Regions from separate parts of the Mus musculus genome. Here regions 1 and 2 are each linked to region 3. Evidence: chromatin loops called from intact Hi-C (ENCODE). Cell type or tissue: heart. All regions are shown on one strand. Each heading gives the region's core, and the rest is flanking DNA. Links, peaks and the distances in the headings are about the cores only.

Region 1 (4,194 bases), core at 988-3,487, 120 kb before region 3:
AAATAAGCCCCCTCCTCCTGCAAGTTGCCTTTTGTGAGGATATTTTATCACATCAACAGGAATGAAACTAAATAAGCATCATAAAATTATTAGCTTCTGTTCACAAATTCAAATGATAAACAACATCCTGAATATTTACAGATGTATAAAACCTAAGTCCAATTGATGGATCCCCATTACGATGTAAATTTATCATCTGAAAGACATACATAGTTCTCAAAGCGTGAGAAGCCAGAATTAAGGTCCTGGAGACGAAATGTGCATTCCCTCGAGATTTCAAAATTAGTAAATGAATCTTGTATATATTTATCATCCCTCTGTGGGTTTGTTTGAAGATTTAGAACTTTAGGATTTTTTTCCTCTTTAGGAAGATTTCTCTCAGGCAGAGGTTCTCCAAACATGGCCCCCAGGCAGAGAAAAGGTGTCAGCATAATCAGGGCATTGGTTAGAAAAGCCATTCCTCAGCAGGGTTTCTCTGTCATACACAAATCTCAGCTTCTACCATTTGTATGTGCATGTATGTGAGAGATAGTCTGTGTTGAGCCCAGAAAACTAGAAACTTGATGTGGTCCCTCAAGGTGGCCTATGAAAATGAGGAGATGTATCTTTAAGTGGGGTAGGAGGTTGTAGTGCATGCGATTGATACAGAAATAGAAGAGGAATTACTAGGAGTGGAAAGGTTTATGCCAGAGAGTAGACAGAGAGATGAGAAAAGGGAAGGAAGCTTGGGTAAAATGGTGATGAAGGCCACCCAGAACAAATAATGCATGGGAAAAAACCATAAGAAAATTGAATACTTGACAAGACAATAAAGAAACTTAAATGACTTTGAGTGGAGGTGTGATGTGGGTGGATAAAGTTGTTCCAAAGACAGAGAAATCAAGCTGCTACTGAGCTGAGAGCTTCCTGCTTCTGGCTGGCTTGTAGGGCACCAGAAGGTGCTATAGGCTGCTGGGAAGAACTGTCAATAATCTTACTCTGTTGAGGACCCTGTGTGCAGCAATGCCTGCTAACTAGACAGGGTCCACTGACTGGGCCATACTGGTAAGGCCATTATGGGATAATCAACTATTTTCTGGTTGGCTTTATGACCTACTCCGTGTAAGAAAATTCACATCTGGTAGTATAAACCCAGTCAAAAGGCCATGGTTGGTGGGTCATAGGCTCCAGTTGGGAGCCTGATGCTGTGTTTTTCCAAGTAGACATTATATGGCCTTCTAAATGATACTACCTTCTAAATAGCTATAATAATGCCCATAGATTGACATTGTTCTCAGCTTTGGTCAGAGACATTAACTAGAAATGCTTATAAATAGTAAGTGTGATGAGAATGAGTGATCTCATCGGTAAGTGGGACATCGATATCACTCCCTCGATGTCTCAGAAAGTGTTACTGAAGAAGTGGCCAAAGTGTATAAGAGCCGGAAGAATGGCAGAAGTGCAGGCTGTGGTATACTGACTTTCCAGCATGATAGGTCTGTTGCACTCTTAATCTCAGGACAACTGTGGTTATGTGAACAGAACTGAGTCAGTCATTCTGTTATGGAGGGAATTGGGGTTCATGACTCCCCACCTTTCTCTGAGTATTCTCAGTTAATGGTTAATAGGGGAGGGAGAGACATTTTCTGCAGGGATGTAGTCATTGGCAAGGTGCCTGAGTTCCCGAAAACATCCATTAGCCAAGCTCCTGTTAATAAGCCCAATGAAACCATCTCTTCTCTCTCTCTCTCTCTCTCTCTCTCTTACACACACACACACACACACACACACACACAAACACAATGAGAAAGTAAAACCAGGGCAAGTTGATAAGAGAAAAAGAATCAATGAGAGAGAGAGAGAGGGGGGGGGGGTAAATATAATTGAAACACATTATGCATATTTGTGAAAATGTCATAATGAAACCCATTACAATGGAGAATTATATGTTAAGGAAAAGCAGTTAGAAAGAAGGGAAGCCATTTCTGAACTCATAACAGAACTTGCAACCTAACTCAACCACCCATGGGTGGTGCCAGAACTCTGTCTATATAACAAGGTTTCTAGGGTAGATGTTTTGGCTTGAGGACCATTGCCCTCGTGTTGGATGTAAAGCTACAAAGCAAATGAGTTCAAGTGTTTTGAGGGCTCCTTGAAATGTACACATTTTATAGAGTACACCAATTAAAGGTATTGATTTCATAATGTCTTTCACAATAACCTCAAAAAAATATATTTTGGGATAACTCTTATAAAGCAAGTATAAAACTTTGTCTTGGGTAGGGTTTCTATTGCTGCTAAGAGATGCCATGATCACAGCAATTATTACAAAGGAAGCCATTTAACTGGGGCTGGCTTACACTTCCAGAGGTTTAGTCCATTATCCTTGAGGTGGGAAGCATGGCAGCATGCAGGTAGACATGGTGCTGGAGTTAGAGCTGAGAGTTCTATCTTGACCCACTGGCAGCAGGAAGAGAATGCCACTGAGCCTGGACTTGAGCTTCTGTGACCTCAAAGCCCACCTCCTAGAGATGCACTTTCTCCAGCAAGACCACACCTCCTAATGGTGCCACTCCTTATGGTTCAAGTATTCATGCACATGAGTCTTTGGGGGCCATACCTATTCGAACCCCCACAGATCTGTATAATAAAAACTTAAAGACATTGAAGAAAGAACTTGAAGATATCAGAAGATGGAATCATCTTCCATGATCATGAATCATTAGGATTAATACTATGAAAATAGCCATCCTATCAAAAGCAATATACAGATTCAATGAAGTCCTCATCAAAATTCCAGCACAATTTTTCACAGATGGGAAACAATGATCAGAATATGCTACATAAAAATATTTTCAATATAATACAGCTATTATTTTTCAGCTCAATAGCTAGCTCAGTCCATATCCTTTAAGTTAGAAACATCTTAAAGTATGGTACCATGTTGCCTAGCATCCTCGTACTGTAACAAAGACCTAAGAGAATCCCCTTACTGAAGGGCTTGTTTTCAGCACCATTTTAGGGGGGTTGCCCATGATTAATGGCCCTATGGCTTTGGCACAATGTGTGGCAGAACAAAAACATTTTCCCGTGGTCTGGAAGCAGATGAGAAAAGGGGGAGTGAGGCCACACTATCCACAGAGACATGAGGACAGAGACACAGCTGCAGGCCACCGCCCCTGGCAGACAGAGAAATCCCTTTAACACCTTCAGAGATCTCAGTTCAGGCCAGAGCCAGATTCATGGATCTGACACTGAAAAGAATTTCAGGACCACCAGGTACAAGAAAGCAGATCGAAGATGTATGAGATGTTAATGATAGTGAGAGAGAGAAAGGCATGCAAGTCAAGAAAAGGGGTACCCCAGAGCATCAACGTGGTCTCCTCATAGCCTCACAGAGAATTAGGTAGGCCCAAGTATGGGCATAGACTTGGGAAAGGAGGGTTGCAGAGAATGAGACACACCAAGTGTGTGTCTGAGCTGCTCAAATGAGAATCACAATTAATAGTTTACAGAGCATTAGCCACATATACCATTTTAGTGGCTCTCAAGTTATAGCTCAGCAGGTTGCTAAGAAACTCTCCCCCTCTCTTTTGATAGGTGAGATTGTGGGATGACTCCAGAGGTGCCTCCCATAGAATTATAATCTGACCAAGTAACAACCAAAAGCCATGAGTCTCACCTTTCACTCTAACTGGCATTTCGGGTGGTTCCTAGAAAAGTGCATGTTTATGCCTAGGAAGGCAGAGAGACCTCCACTTCACTGCTGGTGAGAAGCTTCCACCAGACTCCAAGCTAAGAGACTGCCTCGCCTTCTCATCTCCCCAGTTTTCTGCCTTTACATCCTAAGTCACCTTCAGGGGTGCACCTGCTGACCTACAAACTTCCTCACATGCTTCGCCTCCTAGAACAGTGGCCTCAACCTGTGAGCTGCAGCCCCTTTAGGGGTCACATGACCCTTTCACAGGTGGCACCTAAACAGAAAACATCAGATATTTACATCATGATTCATAGCAGTAGCAAAATTACAGTTACAGTAGCAATGAAATAATTTTGTGGTTTGAGGTCACCACAACATGGGGAACTATATTAAAGGATCACAGCATTAGGAAGGCTGAGAGACACTAACCTAGAGGGTTACCCACCTCTCCGCAGCTCCAAACAAAGGTCCATTCCTGTAGCAAACTCTAGCAAGCACTTACAGGCAAACAAAGC
Region 2 (4,194 bases), core at 988-3,487, 390 kb before region 3:
ACCTGTGGGCAACTTATACAGAGAAAGTGAGTCTGTTGAGGATCCAAGAGACTGGATGGTCTGAAGGGTGAAGATAATGAACGTGTGAGGGTGTCTGGGTCTTCCTTAGAGAGCTCACCTGTGAAGTGAGTTGATGATGCCAGTTCTGAAGTAAGCTACGAGCCCACTGCCCATAGGGCACTAATTCTCTTGACTAGGAGAACTCCTTAGGAGTGATAGAGGGTAGCTGAGCCTGAGAGGTAGGAAGAATTCCATGCATCAGCTAGGGCTACTTAAGATCCTATCAGAAATCCCCCTTACAAACAAAGGGAAAGAAACCAGAGAGCCTGAGATTCCTTTGCCAGGTTCTGCACCCTCCCTTGATGACTCCGCCAAATGCCTGTCCAAGGCTAGGGGAGTACAGGTGACTCGAACCTTGGCATCTTTGATTTTCAGCTTCTGGTTTTCCGCTTAGCAGCCATTTATCACCTGGGAGCTTGCAGACCCCACAGACTCTGGGAACTACAGAGCCCACCCAGGCCTGCAGTCTCAGGGCCCGTGTTTAACTAGCCTAAGTGACCTAGGCACATGTCAGTTCCAGAAGCCTGCATTGGCGGGATGGCTTTCATGTGGACTAATTAAACCTCTCAGTAACGGTGGACCTCAGGACTAGGCTGGGCTTCATGGCTTTCACACAGCAGGGCTCACCCACACCCTCCACATGCCTTTTGTCATTTGCCCAATTCTCTCCTTCTAAGGGAGTATTCCCAGACAGATATCTGGTCACTTTGTGTGTCAGAGCTGGGCAGCCTTCGGTTTCTTGATTTTCCAGAAGGGCAGGAGATTTCTCTGGATAATGTCTGCATCAGCAACATGTTATTATCTGGGAATTTGTTAGAAACGTACATTTCCAGGCCCCATCCCCAGTCTCAGGAATCAGAAACTCTATGGGTGGGACCCATCACATTGTATAGCAAGTTCCCAGGGGTTTCAGATATAGTTTCCAGTGTGTGGACATACAAGGCCTTGTGCTTGATGGGTTCAGCACAGCATCATCTAGGAACTTATAAGACCCAGGAGTTGGGACCAGCAGAGTCATACGTACAATACGTACAGGTTCAAGGAGCCCTACTCCATTCAAGAGGCATCCTACAAATCCATGAAAGCCAGCCAGATGGTGGTTTTCCTGGACAATGTGGGTGGAACTCATAGATGGAAATAGGGTAGAGCAGCCAAATTCCAGTGTGGAGTAGAGTTCTGGGTAGCAAGAGAGGTCACCTGCTGTACTTGGAAAATGATCACAAATTGTTCGGGTTAGCTGGTCAGGTCAGGCTGTGAGTCTGGAAAAGCTGGGGTCCTGAATTAAGGTTCCTGATAAAGTAGATAGTTGTACAGATCTTTTTCCTTCAAAGGCAGAGGGCACCTTGAAGTCCTTGAAGGAGAAGGGAAGATAAAGTCGGTGCCTGGCTGTTCTCTAGAACACTCTGTTGGGGACAGATAAGGACAGTCATATTTACTTAAGTTCTTAAAAAAAAAACCCTCTCTGTGGGTATGTTCATGTGTGGGTGCATGCAGAGGTTAGAGGTCTTGGGTGTCATTCTTCAGAAGCCATCTACTTTGTTTTTGTGACAGGTCCTCTCATTGTTCATTGTCCCGGAGCCCCTTGAGCAGGCTAGGTTGGCTAGCCAGCAAGTCCACTTCCCCAGTGCTTGCTGCAGTTCAAGTGAACACTATCATGTCTGACTTTTAAATGTGGGTTCTGGGGATCGAGTGGTCCTGTCCTTTATGTTTGCCAAGCAAGCCCAGACAGAGCTGTCTCCCTAGCAGTCGTTATTCTTTAAGTAAAAATTCTTTCTGTAGAATCTGCAGTTCTTGAAAGGTGGGCCAGCTAGGTGGTGACCCCAGTTGCTCATTCTGACGTGGTCTTCTCGTTTAGTGGAGCAGCTGAGAAAATTATGACTGCCAATGAAGAGTTTACTTCTAAATAAGTAGGAAAATGCCCAAAAGGTAGCATGAAAATGGTTAAACTTTCGTTAAGGATTGATCCTGAAGGGTATTTTCAGTTAAGTCAAGCTTTTGAGTTTGTGTTGTTTGTTTAGTTTTGCAATTAATGCTGTCTCAAGGCATTATCTTTTCATTCCTGGTACAAAGTCGACTGACTGACTGAGTCCTGCAGGAGGTGGGCATCAATGCCTCAGCATCCTCTACCGTTGTACCCTGTCCAACGGAGCAGGTGAACCAGTGTGGTCAGACCTGTTCTGGTCAAAGCTGCCACCTTACACTGCTGACTGATCTAGTAGCATCGAAAGACACCCCCAAGTACCCCCATCCCCCACTACCTTCTGTGTACTCCTCCCTGACTTTAAGAAAAAGCACTTGCCCAGATCTTTGTCTTTAGGCTTCTTTTCTGCTTGGTGGAGTTGCTCCCCAAGAGCTCTCCTATATGACCTGTGAATATCAGGACTGTCTTAATTCTGTGAGTGGGATTTTCCCCAGCAGGGTTGGGTGATCCTTACGGGCCTGCAGGTGGCGCTATCACGTTGTGGTTTCCACCACTTCTTCAAGTTTCATGCCTTTGTACATGATGGCTGCTCAGGAAAATCCCTAGTAGTGAGCATCATATAGCTGCACTGGTGCCTTCCCACAATGGACACCTGCACCATGAGCCTGTGCCTTCTCACAATGGACACCTGCACCATGAGCCCGTGCCTTCCCTTACAATGGACACAGGTATGCAAAGTGAATTGCAAGTGTGGCCTTTTGGGCCAAAAGGTTGAGCCTGAAATTGCAAAATCTGAGCTATGAGGGCTTAAAACAGGCACTTTGGAGCTTAAGTTTCATTTTAATCAAGAAAATCTATTTCTAAGATGTGTAGACCTGTAATCCCAGCACTCAGGAGGCAAGGGGCAAGCAGATCTCTGTAAGTTCAAAGCCAGCCTGTTTGACATAGTGAGTTCCAAGGACAACCAGGACTATGTAAAAATATCCTGTCTCAAAAGAAAAAACAAAAAAACAAAAAACAGTTATGTCTGAGCCAGGTATGGGAGTTAGCATTTACAATGCCAGCACAAGAAAGACTGGGGCAGGAGAAACAGTTTGGGCTCAAGTCCAGTCTAGATTACCTGGTGAGTTCCAGAATAGCCTTTGACGTTCAGTAAGAAAAATTAACATGATCTCAAAATAATTAAGGATTGAGGTGTAGATCAGTATGTCCAAACAAATGGGGAAGAAGGGAGGGGAGGGAGAGAGAGGAGAGGAAAAAATGAATCTGGATTCAGGACAAAAACCACTCCCCCTGGAGTTGAAGCAGTGGCTGTTCTTTCAGAGTACCTAGTTTGAGTCCCCAAACCCACAGTGGCTCACAACCATTTGTAACTTCAGTTCCAGGGGATCTGATCTGTCTTTTGACCTCTGAGGGCAATGTATGTGGTGAACAGTCATATATGTAGGCAAAAACACTGATACACATTGAAAAGAAAAGGAAACAAACCTCTTCCCGAGCAGGAGAACTCTACTCCCCACCCCCTTGTCTCCTCTCCCCACCCCTCCTCCCCAGGAGTGCTTTTGTGTTTCAGCAGGGCTAAGTATAACTTAGGGGAAGATGCAAAGCCAGTGGAAACAAGACAGGACCAGAGGTAAGACCCGAGGCCCCTCAGGGACAGGGATGTGAAATGAGCCCAAGCCACCCTGGCGATAAACAGTGGACTCGGAGCATTGGAGAGAGAACAAACCCCGCCAGGTGTTCATCATAGCTTCTATTTAATGTCAGTCTGATAGCAAACATTTATAAACTTTTTATATGACAAAACAAAATACATGCAAAGTTACAAATATAGAAAACGTGAAGTACATGCAGATTCAAAGACCAGCTAGGGGTCTGCTTTGGAATCCTACGGAACTGAGTGCACGCTGAAAGCCCAAGGGTCACACGGTAAGCATTTAGTACTGGATGGAACGGCCAGGGCGTCCCATACTTCAGATGTTTTAAAAAGAAGACATAAGCTTGAAGTTATGTTTTATATATTCTATACAGAAAATCCACAGTGCAAGCTGAAGCTATCGCAGTTTATGTCTGCTGGGGTAAAAAGCAACTTCAGGAACAAATTTTGCCTGATTTAAACAATGCTAGCAGAATTTCTTTCCCACTTTGGAATGGAGCCTACTTCTCTTATCTGCAGCCTAAGAGAATGTTTAGATTGTCTCTCTGTTATCCAG
Region 3 (4,194 bases), core at 668-3,167:
GGTCCTCCATTATGGAGCCTAGATGAGATGTGAGCTCACCCTACAGGATAGCCACAGGCTCCGTGCCTGTCCCATCCTGCCTAAGTCTGAGATGGTTGGAAGCTGTCGCTGAGCCTACGATCAGCCCTGTGCCCCATTGGTAGTCACACTGTCACCCAGAGCCAGCACCACAGTTTCACGACTCCTCTACAGTACCGAGCACTGAGCAAACCTCTCCCTTTCTGTGCTTAGGCAGTAGAGTACACTGCAGAGACTGAGTGCTGTAAAATGCTGTACAAAAGATTGCTAATGAACTCATTTTGCTGGAAAAGGTTGTCAAAATATTTTTACGTGAGACTTGTAGCAGAATCGTACTTCCACATCAACGTCTTAAAGAACAAGACCTGCTGGCGTCCTCTAGAGACCGCCCTCAGCAGAGAGACCTCCACACTGGCGGCAGTAACTAGGCTCCGCAGCAAAGACTGGTGGAGCCGGTTTCTGGCAGTCTCTGGGCGGTTGCTGTAGTCTCCAGGCTCATGAGCCTGGCAGATGACAGCCTTTGTCCCCATCTTGGGGAACGTTTAGGGACATTGTTTCCACTTTTCGAGCTCAGGGCACACGCAGTCTCCAGTTTCTATACGAAACTGGCTGAATGTGGTTTGGTCTCTTTCTGGTTGGGATTCGTTGCCTGTGCCCAAATAGTTTTCTAACAGGTCGAACTCGGAAAACAAGAGAAGATGGTTCTTTTTCCCCATCTATGTTCATAGAGAGAAACACTCCCGCCCCCTTGATAGCACCCACCTCGTGACTCAGCTTCTGAGGTCGGCAGCAGTCCTTTGTCAACCTCCCTCCTAACCCCATCAGTTAACTAGCCTGGTCTCTGTTCTCCGCAGGTTCTCTGTTCCCTCAGCTGAAACCATCAGAGGGCGTCTTCAAGGTCATCTTCTGGCTGGGCTACTTCAATAGCTGTGTGAACCCGCTCATCTACCCCTGCTCCAGTCGCGAGTTCAAGCGCGCCTTCCTCCGCCTCCTGCGCTGCCAGTGTCGCCGCCGCCGCCGCCGCCTCTGGCGAGTCTACGGCCACCACTGGCGAGCCTCGACCGGCGACCCGCGCTCCGACTGTGCCCCCAGCCCGCGCATCGCACCCCCCGGGGCTCCCCTAGCCCTCACTGCACACCCAGGCCCGGGCTCCGTAGACACGCCGGAGGCGCAGGCTTCGGTCTCCGGCCGTCGAAAGCCAGCCTCCGCCCTCCGGGAGTGGAGGCTGCTTGGGCCGCTACAGAGACCCACGACCCAGCTGCGTGCGAAGGTGTCCAGCCTGTCCCATAAGTTCCGCTCTGGGGGCGCGCGGCGCGCGGAGACTGCGTGTGCCCTGCGCTCGGAGGTAGAAGCAGTGTCCCTAAATGTTCCCCAAGACGGGGCAGAGGCTGTCATCTGCCAGGCTTATGAGCCGGGCGACCTCAGCAACCTCCGGGAGACTGACATTTAAGGACCGAAACTCAGGCTGAGGAGGGTGCTGGGGCCAGAGGTGGGGTGCTTTATAGGATTCTGCCTTCGGATCCAAAACTCTGACCAGGGTGGCTGCTCCATCTCACCTCAAAGCAACCGGAGCTGGACCTGGGGTCGGAGCACTCGGAAGGTGGTGGGTTATGGTGCCGCCTGCTGGACATAGTTGTCCAGAGCTCTTCCTGAAATGGAAGAGCTGCGGGATTCGCCCTTCTCATCCAGTCTAAGGAACTGTTTAGTCAGCTCCTGATGTCTAGGCAGAAGACTTCAAGTATGGCTACTCCCCTTGGGGGGGAAGAGGTACAAATTCTCGTTTTGCTGCTCCCAGGGAAAAGATCCGTGGACAGTTTTACTCCTTACTGCCACCTGGAGGAAGTCAATGGACCTACTGCCATAGGACCTGCCATACAGCAAGCTTTGGTGGTATATTGGATGCCCGCCATACAAATCTGTTGTTTTTGCCCTGGGCTCACTGCCCCCTTCCCCACACTCCTAACTGTATGAATCCCTCACCATTCCCACCCACCCCCCCGCCCCAGGGCCTTACTGTTTACACTGTGTACATAGTTCATTGTGCCTGTCTGTGCCCATCACTTCTCACTGGGATTCCAGGCTGCCAACAGGGGAGAGCCTTATTTATCATTTTGAGACCTATTTATTGGTAAGAGTACTTATATTTTGTTCAGACTGTGCAAACTGTCCATCTTTGGCCTGTAATTCATATAGAGCCTTCTTCTGAAATCCTTAGCCATCACAGGACAGTCTGTGTTCACCTTGCTGGTGTGTGGAGGGAAGGTCATATAGCTCAGAAACATACTTTGGGAACTGGTTTTCCCCTTTAATCCATGGGGTCACCACTGTCCTTTGGATCTTTTAGCAAGACTAAAGGACTTTGGTACTTTGTTGGCTTTTGAAAGTCACATAAGCACAGACTTTGTATCAGCTCCCCCACCCCCCCCACCCACCCCCCACCCCCAGGTGCATCTGCAATGTTTGAGGGCCTCAGGGAACATAGTGGCTACATCATGCAAGTGATAAATCGTTACAGAGGATCTACACACCCAAGCAGACAAGCGTGTGGATGTTAAGAAAAGCCATACCTAGCTGTGATGTTCCTTAGCTCTGAGTCGAGACATACATCCCATGGATCAGTCTCTGAAAAGAAAATATCAACCGCATGTATCCAACCTGCATGGGACTGATAACTGGGAGCAATCAGCCCTTAGAGGGACACCTTTCTAAACAAGACCCTGAAACTGGAAGAGCCAGTTACTGGCTCCAGCATGGATCGGTGTTGTGAACCAAAAGTTTCTGTCCTTTACTAAGGAGGTAGTCTGCCTGAAACTCCAAGCCTTTCTCGATAATTTTACAAGAGTAGTAGCTGGGATCAGAAGGAAATGGTTTACAAAGTGATCTGGGATCTGCGTTTTCAAAGCACCCAGTACAGAGAAGCAGTTATAGCAGGCACTGGGAATGTGCTACCTACACCAGAGTGCCCCTTTTGTACATGCTGGCCTCCTTGAAGCTAGGGGGCAGGCTTCTCACAGTGGAAGGATCCATGGGTCAAGTCAGAAATCAGTCAGTTGGTAGCCCCCAGTGTCAAGTTACTGAGCACTGATCTCTCTGGTAGAAGGGAGCCAGGTTTGCTTTAAATGCCAGCTTAGGTGTTTGGGGTCCCACTCAGTACTTGTGCTAAGCACAGCAGTCGTCCATGACCAGGCTTCAGCCCTATGCCCTGTGCACACTATTGCTGCTCACACCGGGAACTGAGCGTGAATGAGGAGCAGAAGGGTCTCTTCAGCAGAGGCCTCCATGGATCTTGCTTTGTAGCTAATAAAGCACAGCTGCTGACCTCACTCCTGGATCTGACAGGATCTCAGCAGAGAGGAGTAGATGGACTCATGATGCCCCTGGGTGGCTTCAGGAAAATCTGGGGAAATGTACCATTTCTTGGGTTCCTGGGGGCCATAGCCCCTTAGCCCATCCTACGAGTCTGACTAGAAACTGTTCCTGAAGTTCAGGTAAGACAGGAGGCCTTTGCCCTCATGTGATCTTGAAGGATAGGTAAGGCCTCAGGCATCTATGCCTGGTGAAGGATGGTCACAGGAGATGTGACAAAGACTGAAGCAAGCTTTAAAGGATGATGCTGTTTGTCTCTTAGCCTGCTTCCCACCCCAGGACCCTAAATGCCATCTAACCACTCACTTTTCCTTCCCACACTCTTCCTAGGATACTTTTGCAACTTGCCAGGGACCTCCAGTTTCCCTGGGCTCGTCCCTTGTGTTAATGACATCTAGCCTGTTGCAACATCTTCTCTAATGTAGAGAGTCTGCTGGAGCTGACTAGTACCCATTCATGTCTCCCTCTCCTTTCTCCTCCTTCCACACAGGCTCCCCTGTCTACTCTTAAACGGTCCACAGGGTTATATTCCTTTTCTCAACTCCTCACATAATCTCACCCACGCCACTTGTCAATGATCACACACAAATGACTCCCAAGTCTTGATATCTTGAGCTCCAGATGTGCATTCCAACTCTCCTCCACACACACCTCAGGGCCATTTACTTCCCACAAAGTCCCCTGAGCATGCCCTGCCTCCTCCTCTCCCCAACTTACTGGTTTTACATTGTTCCAATATCTCCCTCACAGATTCCCAGCTCAGAGCAGTCACCAAGCACACTGCAGCCTCTCAGGTCACTCACACCCAGC

Evidence for each region. A loop is a pair of places that touch in the nucleus more often than their neighbours do. Peaks named below come from ENCODE experiments on the same cell type or tissue, not always from the same donor. Only the 100,000 strongest peaks of a DNase experiment are listed, where the experiment ranks them.
Region 1: a loop joins it to region 3, with 2.8 times the contacts of the local background. A loop is called at or near these places in 5 of 42 quality-filtered maps.
Region 2: a loop joins it to region 3, with 3 times the contacts of the local background. A loop is called at or near these places in 21 of 42 quality-filtered maps.

What each region holds. Positions count from the first base shown.
Region 1 is chr2:131,667,778-131,671,971 of GRCm38, reverse strand. No RefSeq gene overlaps it. Among named protein-coding and RNA genes, the nearest start is that of Gm30986, 70 kb to the left of the region's middle. In heart, for the core only: a CTCF peak has its summit at 2,013; no DNase peak of the experiment used is centred there.
Region 2 is chr2:131,937,957-131,942,150 of GRCm38, reverse strand. The region is part of intron 2 of Prn (prion protein readthrough transcript); the gene reads right to left. It overlaps Prnp (prion protein), which reads right to left. Exons shown (of 3, transcript NM_011170.3): 3 at 3,715-4,194. Among named protein-coding and RNA genes, the nearest start is that of Prnd, 11 kb to the left of the region's middle. In heart, for the core only: a CTCF peak has its summit at 2,490 (motif pointing right); no DNase peak of the experiment used is centred there.
Region 3 is chr2:131,543,219-131,547,412 of GRCm38, reverse strand. It overlaps Adra1d (adrenergic receptor, alpha 1d), which reads left to right. Exons shown (of 2, transcript NM_013460.5): 2 at 873-2,056. The coding sequence ends at 1,468. All of the region lies in intron 1 of Gm39938 (a long non-coding RNA gene), which reads right to left. Among named protein-coding and RNA genes, the nearest start is that of Gm39938, 7.0 kb to the right of the region's middle. In heart, for the core only: a CTCF peak has its summit at 1,753; a DNase peak (open chromatin) is centred at 1,652; H3K4me3 peaks cover 1,265 bases; H3K27ac peaks cover 521 bases; H3K27me3 peaks cover 2,033 bases.